Linked DNA regions of Homo sapiens: regions 1 and 2 are each linked to region 3. A link is a loop called in an ENCODE intact Hi-C map of the cell type or tissue named here. Cell type or tissue: endothelial cell of umbilical vein. All regions are shown on one strand.

Evidence for each region. A loop is a pair of places that touch in the nucleus more often than their neighbours do. Peaks named below come from ENCODE experiments on the same cell type or tissue, not always from the same donor. Only the 100,000 strongest peaks of a DNase experiment are listed, where the experiment ranks them.
Region 1: it touches region 3 in a loop (5-fold over the local background); 3 of 110 quality-filtered maps call a loop at or near these places.
Region 2: a loop joins it to region 3, with 13 times the contacts of the local background. A loop is called at or near these places in 2 of 110 quality-filtered maps.

What each region holds. Positions count from the first base shown.
Region 1 is chr5:72,596,796-72,599,295 of GRCh38, forward strand. The region is part of intron 7 of TNPO1-DT (TNPO1 divergent transcript); the gene reads right to left. Among named protein-coding and RNA genes, the nearest start is that of ZNF366, 91 kb to the left of the region's middle. RefSeq lists an enhancer at 1,534-1,633. In endothelial cell of umbilical vein, no CTCF peak of the experiment used is centred here; DNase peaks (open chromatin) are centred at 326 and 976; H3K27ac peaks cover 2,500 bases.
Region 2 is chr5:72,602,872-72,605,371 of GRCh38, forward strand. The region is part of intron 7 of TNPO1-DT (TNPO1 divergent transcript); the gene reads right to left. Among named protein-coding and RNA genes, the nearest start is that of ZNF366, 97 kb to the left of the region's middle. In endothelial cell of umbilical vein, no CTCF peak of the experiment used is centred here; a DNase peak (open chromatin) is centred at 1,540; H3K27ac peaks cover 2,500 bases.
Region 3 is chr5:72,451,017-72,453,516 of GRCh38, forward strand. All of the region lies in intron 3 of ZNF366 (zinc finger protein 366), which reads right to left. Among named protein-coding and RNA genes, the nearest start is that of ZNF366, 55 kb to the right of the region's middle. In endothelial cell of umbilical vein, no CTCF peak of the experiment used is centred here; DNase peaks (open chromatin) are centred at 1,235 and 1,705; H3K27ac peaks cover 2,500 bases.

The sequences.
Region 1 (2,500 bases), 150 kb after region 3:
TTTTCCTACTGAGTCAAACTGAAATAACTGACGGATGGATTTGTCTTTCTTAGCATGTGTATTCCCTTTTTACTTCCCAAATGACTGAAGTGGTAAAATAAAAAGCACAAACAATAAAACCATTAAAATGGAAATTTAAAAATCAAGTGAAATAGAAATGGATGGGGACATTTGAATTCCAGAAGCCTAGGCTGATATGGTTTGTTGACCTTGGCATTTGCTTCTGAACTCACTGACACTCTGAAGCCAAAGTAAAACATTATCTGATACAAGAAAGCAGGCAATGAAAGTGTTTTTTTCTGGTCTTTATTCTTAGAGGACTTTATTGTGTGATTCACTATACCAGCGCAGCACATTAGCCAATGTGGTACAAAGGGAGGGCAGGTTCTGGAGCACAGATACCCATGGCACTGGGCCTGAGCCCCACCTACACCATCACTTCACCTTTCTCATCTCATTTCACCATCTGTAATGTGACTTGTAACGTAATGAACACATTACAAATTTAAAATATCGTTACTAGCACTAGGACTGAGAGTATCAGCACCAGCAAATAATAATAATGTGTTCTGTGATGGTTGTATTGAAGACACATAAACATTCTTTAAATGTCTGTTATTATATTAACCCCTGATTTTAAAAGACTAGGATACAATATTAAAATGTGATTCAGTGACAGGCTTTCTTGCAAGGCAGGTCATAAACCCGTCAATCATCCTAGCTAACCACGTGCCTCCTTGGACTTTGTGGGTGAGAAGGAGCACAGGGCTTATTGTGGGGGCTGTCACAGAGCACAGGTATACCAATACATCTTTTCTTTACAACTGCCAATAATTTCCTCAGAGCCTGAAGCCTGAGGATAAATTGTCTTGACCTAAAAGCAAGCCGAAACCAGATGAAAGTATCCCTTCACACCCACGGCAGGGCTACAGGCAGTACTTATCTCAAGGAAATGGCAATGCTTGGCCTCAGTAACAGGAGAAGGAAAGATATGTGTCTGTGGATATCACTGGATTTGCAGACAGGCTAAGGAATGCAAGTGCTTAGTCATGGAGAAATGGCTGCCAGGGAGCTGATAGAATATCAGCGTGACTGTTGCTAGGTTTCTTATCTGTCATCCATGTTTCTATGATTCTCTTTCAAAGGGGAGAGTCAGAGGGTGCCCACCCTGCTCACAGAATCCCTGGAGAAAATATGCTTCATCTTAGAAATAACAATCTGAAAAATGATGATGACAGTGATGATAAAACAGCTAGCATTAGATATTGTGCTGTTTTATATGCCTGCCCTCATTAAATCCTGTGGAAGGTTCTGTTATTACTCCCACTTTACTATGAGAAAATAGATTTGAAAGTGATCCTTTCTTCCAGTAAGTAGCGGGATAAAGACCCCTGGGACTCAGGTGTATTAGTCTGTTCTCATGCTGCTATGAAGAAATACCTGAGACTGGGTAATTTATAAAGAAAACAGGTTTAATTGACTCACAGTTCCACATGACTGGGGAAGCCTCAGGAAACTTACAATCATGGTGGAAGGCACCTCTTCACAAGGTAGCAGGAGAGAGAATGAGTGCCAGTAGGGGAAATGCCATATGCTTATAAAACCATCAGATCTCATGAGAACTCACTCACTTTCATGAGAACAGCATGGGGGAAACCACCCCCATGATTCAGTTACCTCCCATGGGGTCCCTCCCATGACACGTGAGGATTATGGGGATTACAATTCAAGATGAGATTTGGGTGGGAACACAGCCAAACCATATCATCAGGAAAGAAGATTGTTCAGATTTCTGTTCTTATTTGCAAGGCTGGTTTATTTTTGTAGCAGGATGAGCTGTGGACAAAACCCCACAGACACTGAGGTAGTGAAGGAAGTGGCTTTAATCAGCTGGAAGCATCAGCAGACTAACGTCTCAAAATCCAAGCTTCTCGAGTGCACAATTTCTGTCCCTTCACAACACTAAAGATTTTACATGAAAGGGCTGTGATTGATTGAGCAATCTAGGGGGTATGTGACAGAGGCTTCATGTACTGGTAGTCAGAGTGAAACAGAACAGAACAGGAAGTTTCACAATGTCCTTCCATACAATGTCTGGAATCTATGGATAAGATTGGTTGCTAGGTCACGGGTTGAATTTTAACTATCAGGTAAAGTCAGGCAGGCCAAGGCCTGGTTTTGGGTCTGGTTTTGGGTCTGGTGCCTGGTGCCGGGCTGCCTGCTTTTGGTTTCACTTCCTTGTTTCTTCTTAAAACAGGTACTGAGTATAAAACAATATAGAACAATATGGGGGGGTCTCTTTCTCTCTTCTCTCATTTTAACTGATAGAGGTGCAAGATCTGAGGGCCAATTATTCACAAACTTAAATAACTATTAAGTACCTACTATTAGAATAGCATCGAGCTCATCAACACCAGGAATGCAAGGATGGCTGCCACCCACACATGTTTACGATCCAGTTCAGTCTACAAATAAACTGAGGTAGAATATAAATAGAAAA
Region 2 (2,500 bases), 150 kb after region 3:
TGCCCATCCCTCATTCCTCTGTCTCCAGCCAATTATCCAAACAAAGATCTTGTAACATCATCCCCCTGCTGTAAATAACATTAGTGATTTCTGAGAGTTCAAACTCTTTAGTGGAGCACTTAAGGCCCTTCCCAACTTAGGCTTTAGCTACCTTTGCAGTGTTTATCTGCATCCCCTCACTCATTTTGTGCTGAAACCAGATCAAAAGAACTGCACATCTCTCAACATGTGCAGCACCTTCATGCTTTCCATTTTTTTTCAAATTATAGTTCATTCAAAAAGCAATACTTAAAGCTTTCTATGTGCCATTCTGAGGATTCAAATCAACATATTTCCTGCCTTCAATAAATAGACTTACAACCACCATTGCAGATAAACCGCCCACTAAGCAAATAATAGAACCTGATCTATAAAGTAATAGATATGCAAAGTGCCGAAATAGACCAAAGTCGGAGATGATTAACTTTCTTTAGGAGTCATTCATGAAAGGCCTCACTGAGGATGTAATGCTAGAGCAGAGCTTTGAAGGATGAAGAGAAGTTCACCAAGTGAACGTGGAGGAAAAGCAGTCCAGGCAGAAGGAACAGCTGCTGAAAAGGTCAGGTGCCCAAACCAGAAAGGCATGTGAGGGAATTCATGGGCAGTTCTGGAGAACCAGAGCAGAAGGAGACAGGCTAGAGAATGGCAGGAGATAGCCCTAGAAAGCTCTATGTGTGCCAGGTGCAAAAGGCTTGTGCGCCAGCTAAGGAGTCTGCACTTTCCCCTGTAAGCAATTAAAAGTTTTAAGCAGAGGAGGGATTGGTTTGTATTGATCTAGATAATTCAGGGAACAATGAAGGGAGGATATTTGAGGAATCCCAAAGAGCAGGGGCAGAGACTCTCATCACAGTTCAGGCCTGACCGAAGGCCATAGGGAGATAGCAGTAAAGCAGGGAAACCTACTGTCCCTTCTTCACCTGGAAAACTATCACCTTCCAGAGTTCCTGTCACCCCAGTGAAGGCAACCACTGTCTCTTCTGTTACCTAACACGTGGTACAAACAGCTACCATAGCATGCCCCTCGTGGAAGGAGTTTTCTTTTAACACATTCCCAACCTTCATCGCAGCTCTGGGAAAGCAGAGGCCAGGATGCTTTATATCTCCAGCGTTCAGTACCCTGTTGCTTTCTAAAGTACTTCTCAAACTTGGATTAAAATGCAGACTTTGGTTCAGTAGGTTTGGGATAGAGGCGAGATTCTGCATTTCTAACAAGCATCCACGTGCATGCCACAGACAACTCTTTGGGTAGCAAGGACTTGGCATAGAGTCAACAAAAACTTGTTTGTTGAGAGCCGTGCTTCTCTCCAGTCAAAGACTTGTTGACTGGACAAGAACTGCTCCTGGGATGCAGGCTTACACAGCACAACCCCGTCCGCTTCCTGGTCCTCACAAAAGGACTCCACATCACGTGGCATTGGGTCCTCAGTTATGGGGAGAGACATTCTGGGGAAAATTCTCCTTAATGAAGCCTCTTATCTTTAATGGAAATGCACACAATTGTTCAGTAAGAATGGCAAGTGAGTCCATATCCTTCCGATGGACGCTGAGTAACCGAGCAAAGAGCCAATCAGCTTTTCACATATTAATGAATGTCCTTGGTAGGCAGAAGGCCCCTGAATAATTGATAAACGGGAATGTTCAATGTTTGCTGCAGTTCTGGCCAACGCTGCTCATTATAGGAGATGATTCACTCAGTTCTATGGAACAAATTGTTCCAAGGTCTAACTCCACTTCCCTTGTTATTTTTTTTAATAAAAAAGCATGCACCTGTGGAATTCATATGCATGCAATTGTGTCCAGAATAGAAATGAAAGAATTAATTTGTGTCCCACAGCCCATAATAGAGCAACCCCAGAGGCCCCTGCCAACGGGCTTAGCTTTGCAAATGACGTTTTTCCTGGAGAGGAGGAAAGATATAGATATATCAAGTCTCTGCTGGCTGCGAAGATTGCAAAAGCAGGATGAATTGCAATGAGACCATCTTCCCAATAATGCTTAATATTGCTAGGTTTGGCAAAGGGACAATTGGTATTCAAATTGTATGCCTATATTTTAGACTGTGCATCTGGGAGCTAATTTAGTGTGTCCAGTTCCTGTTAGCCATGTGTCTCTAAGTACTTAGGGCTGCCTTGTGAATTGGGTCCAGAGAATGGTTTAATTTTGCTCTCAAATCCTGATGGTTTAACAAGCATATGTCAAGCTGCTATGGCTTAGCTATATCCCTTCTGTGTCCCCCAAGTTTGGAAATTTTTGTTTCATTGCCCCAAATTATCGCTGGATGAAAAAAACGTTCATTTGTTTTGTAAAATCAAGTAAAACCAATAATTTCACTAGACACATTCCTGTAGTGGGTTGCACACGTGCAGATTCAGCCCTGAAGAAACCCTTCGTGAGAGGCGGAGAAGGTCCTGGCTCGAGCACAGAGGACTCTTCTTCACACTTTAAGAATGAGAGAGTAGGC
Region 3 (2,500 bases):
GGTTCTTCTCCAGAGAAAAGCAGCCATTGAAGTCAAGGTCTCCTTAAATCATGTGATGTGAAGCTAAGAGTGTGCCCAAGCAGGACCTGCTGAATCATCTCTGCCAAGGTCTGTGGAGATGAAAATAGGAGTGGATGTTGGTTCAGGAAGCCGCTGGAGTGGTGAGGACTCTGATCTCATTGCGCAGGTGCGCATCTCCACCAGCGTGCCCCCGCTTGACCTCTCGGTCACTCCAAGGAACACCGTCAGTGTGTCTTGACATGAAATCTCAGCTTCTCCATCCACCCGCTTTTTAAGATGGAGGTAGACTTCAAAATTTAATAAAAAATGGAAAAAAATATTTTAAAGTGCCCTTTAAACGTGGGTTGCATGGGTTATTAGGCTTTGAGATGTCAGAGTAGTGAGAGGAGGTGTAGACACAGAAGGACAGAGAGCTTGCTCCATTTTCTCTTCTGTATAATGTTGATAATAGTCATTGTTTCCTATGAAGGTTGTTGTGAGGATCAAGTGAGATAATTCACAAGAAGGACTTGGCAAATAGTAAGAGCTCAATAAATATTAGCTCTTTTTACTATCATTATGGTGTATATAGTAGATTCTTTTACATTCCAGAAATGGAAAGCTCTTTGAAGATGAGGGGAATATTAAAGGAAGAGCCAAATGAGGAATCTGCTTAGTAAATATACCCACCAGGCTACTTGGAGTGTAGTAGAAATGCAAGCGGTTGTGCCTGCCCCAGGTCTAGGAAATGAGGATGGAAAAAGAGGCTTCATCCAAGGTTCAGGGCTGGGAGAGGGCCGAGTTATTTGGCTCCCCCATCCTTAGTCTGCCCTTTGAACAGCTGACGGATGCCTGTGTGCTCCGGGCCTCCTCGTCCCGGCCTCCTGGCACCCTTCTCCTCCCTGGTCCAGAGCCTGGAGGCACCTCAGGCACTTGCCATGAACCCCAGTGGCCATGCTGACAGCCATGGAGAAGTCGGCTGTGGCCAGAGACAGGGTGATAGCAGTGGGCAGCCACTGGGCTGGGGCCAGAAGCAGCACACCGCCTCGCCCCAGCCAGCCTGGTGTGAGCTTTAAAAATGAGATGCACCAGGAAGCCTGTGTTTTCCTATTCAGAGAGAAGAGGTCAGAGAGCTGTGGCCTGCAGCTGAGGAGAATGGCCTCCGTGAAACTGCCCTTCCCGCACATTCTTCTCCCTCTCTCTCTTTTAATAAGAAGGGTGTTCCTTTCCTCAAAGGGAGAGAGAGGGAGGGAGGGAGAGAGAGACTGTAAACTGTCCAAAAGGACCGTGAGAAAACAGGAAGCTTTGAAAAGTACAAGAGAAAGCAAGATGAAATCTATTTGCAGGCGGTCCCCTGGGGACATGTGAGGCATTGTTAAGCAGGCAGTTCATACGGCTATATCCTTCCTTCTGCTGAGGAGGGCTTTGCTGCCAAAAGGCTGCTATCTGGTCACTGCCTTAACCCCCTCCATGCCAGCCTGAAAACTCTGACCCCAAACACTGGGCCCCTCAAAGCCCCCCATCTGGTTTCTTCCTTCCTGGAGCGTCAAAGAAAGTGAGGGGAAAATGGAGCCAGTTTGACAACAGTGGTGGAACCCCTCTGCAGGGAGATCTCATCCCTATTCTGACAGCTCTGCCCTCTGGCCTTCAGCCTTCTGCTACAGACAAGGTTTCAGATGACCTGGTGATTCATAACTTAGGCAGCTGCCGGCTTCACCCATCTCAAAAGAGAATTTGTCCCGGAAATTCTGGATGGCTGTTTTTCCTGGACAGGTTTCCCGAAGACGGCAGCTGGTTCTTTGCTGTTATGGAGTTTGGCCACTACAAGGATAGGCTCCAAATCAACCCCTGTGTGCTTACCCAGAATCTGGGAAGCATATTTCTGAAAAGTGGCTTAAGTCTACAGGCGCAGATCTCTGGAAAAACTCCAGCTGGCTCCAAGAAGCACGAGTCCAAAAGTCCAGCCAACAGCAAAAGAGCCGAGAAGGGCAGTAACTTTTTTATAAGGAAAAAAAGAAAAGAAACATGGAATGGAAACCTTTCCTCTCCTCTAATTTTCCATCCTATTGTTAATGCCTAATCCCACAGTGAGTGAACATTTCTGCGTGCTAGGGACAGCTGTTTCCACTGAGCACTGGGCTGGAGAAGATCAGTTCATATTGAGACAGGAGGAAGGATGCATGTTAAGAAGGAATTTTAATGGTGAGAATCCCCCAAAATTAGACTCTGTTACTAAAAGCCTCTTCCTTGTTGTGAGTTTTTGGGTAAAGGAGAGAGAACGAAGACTGCCTCTTCTGCCCAGCCACGTCAATCACAAGACATGAAGTGGATGGCTCTTCCCTGTTATGGCAACAAAACACAAGTTCAGTTGCCTGGCTTGTACTCCAACACCACGGAGCAGCCAGCCAGCCATGTCTCTCAGATGGCTGTGAACTGCATTGCAATGGGCAAATGGCCCTCCATCCCTCTGTCAACTCCCAAATCCCCAACAACCTTCAAC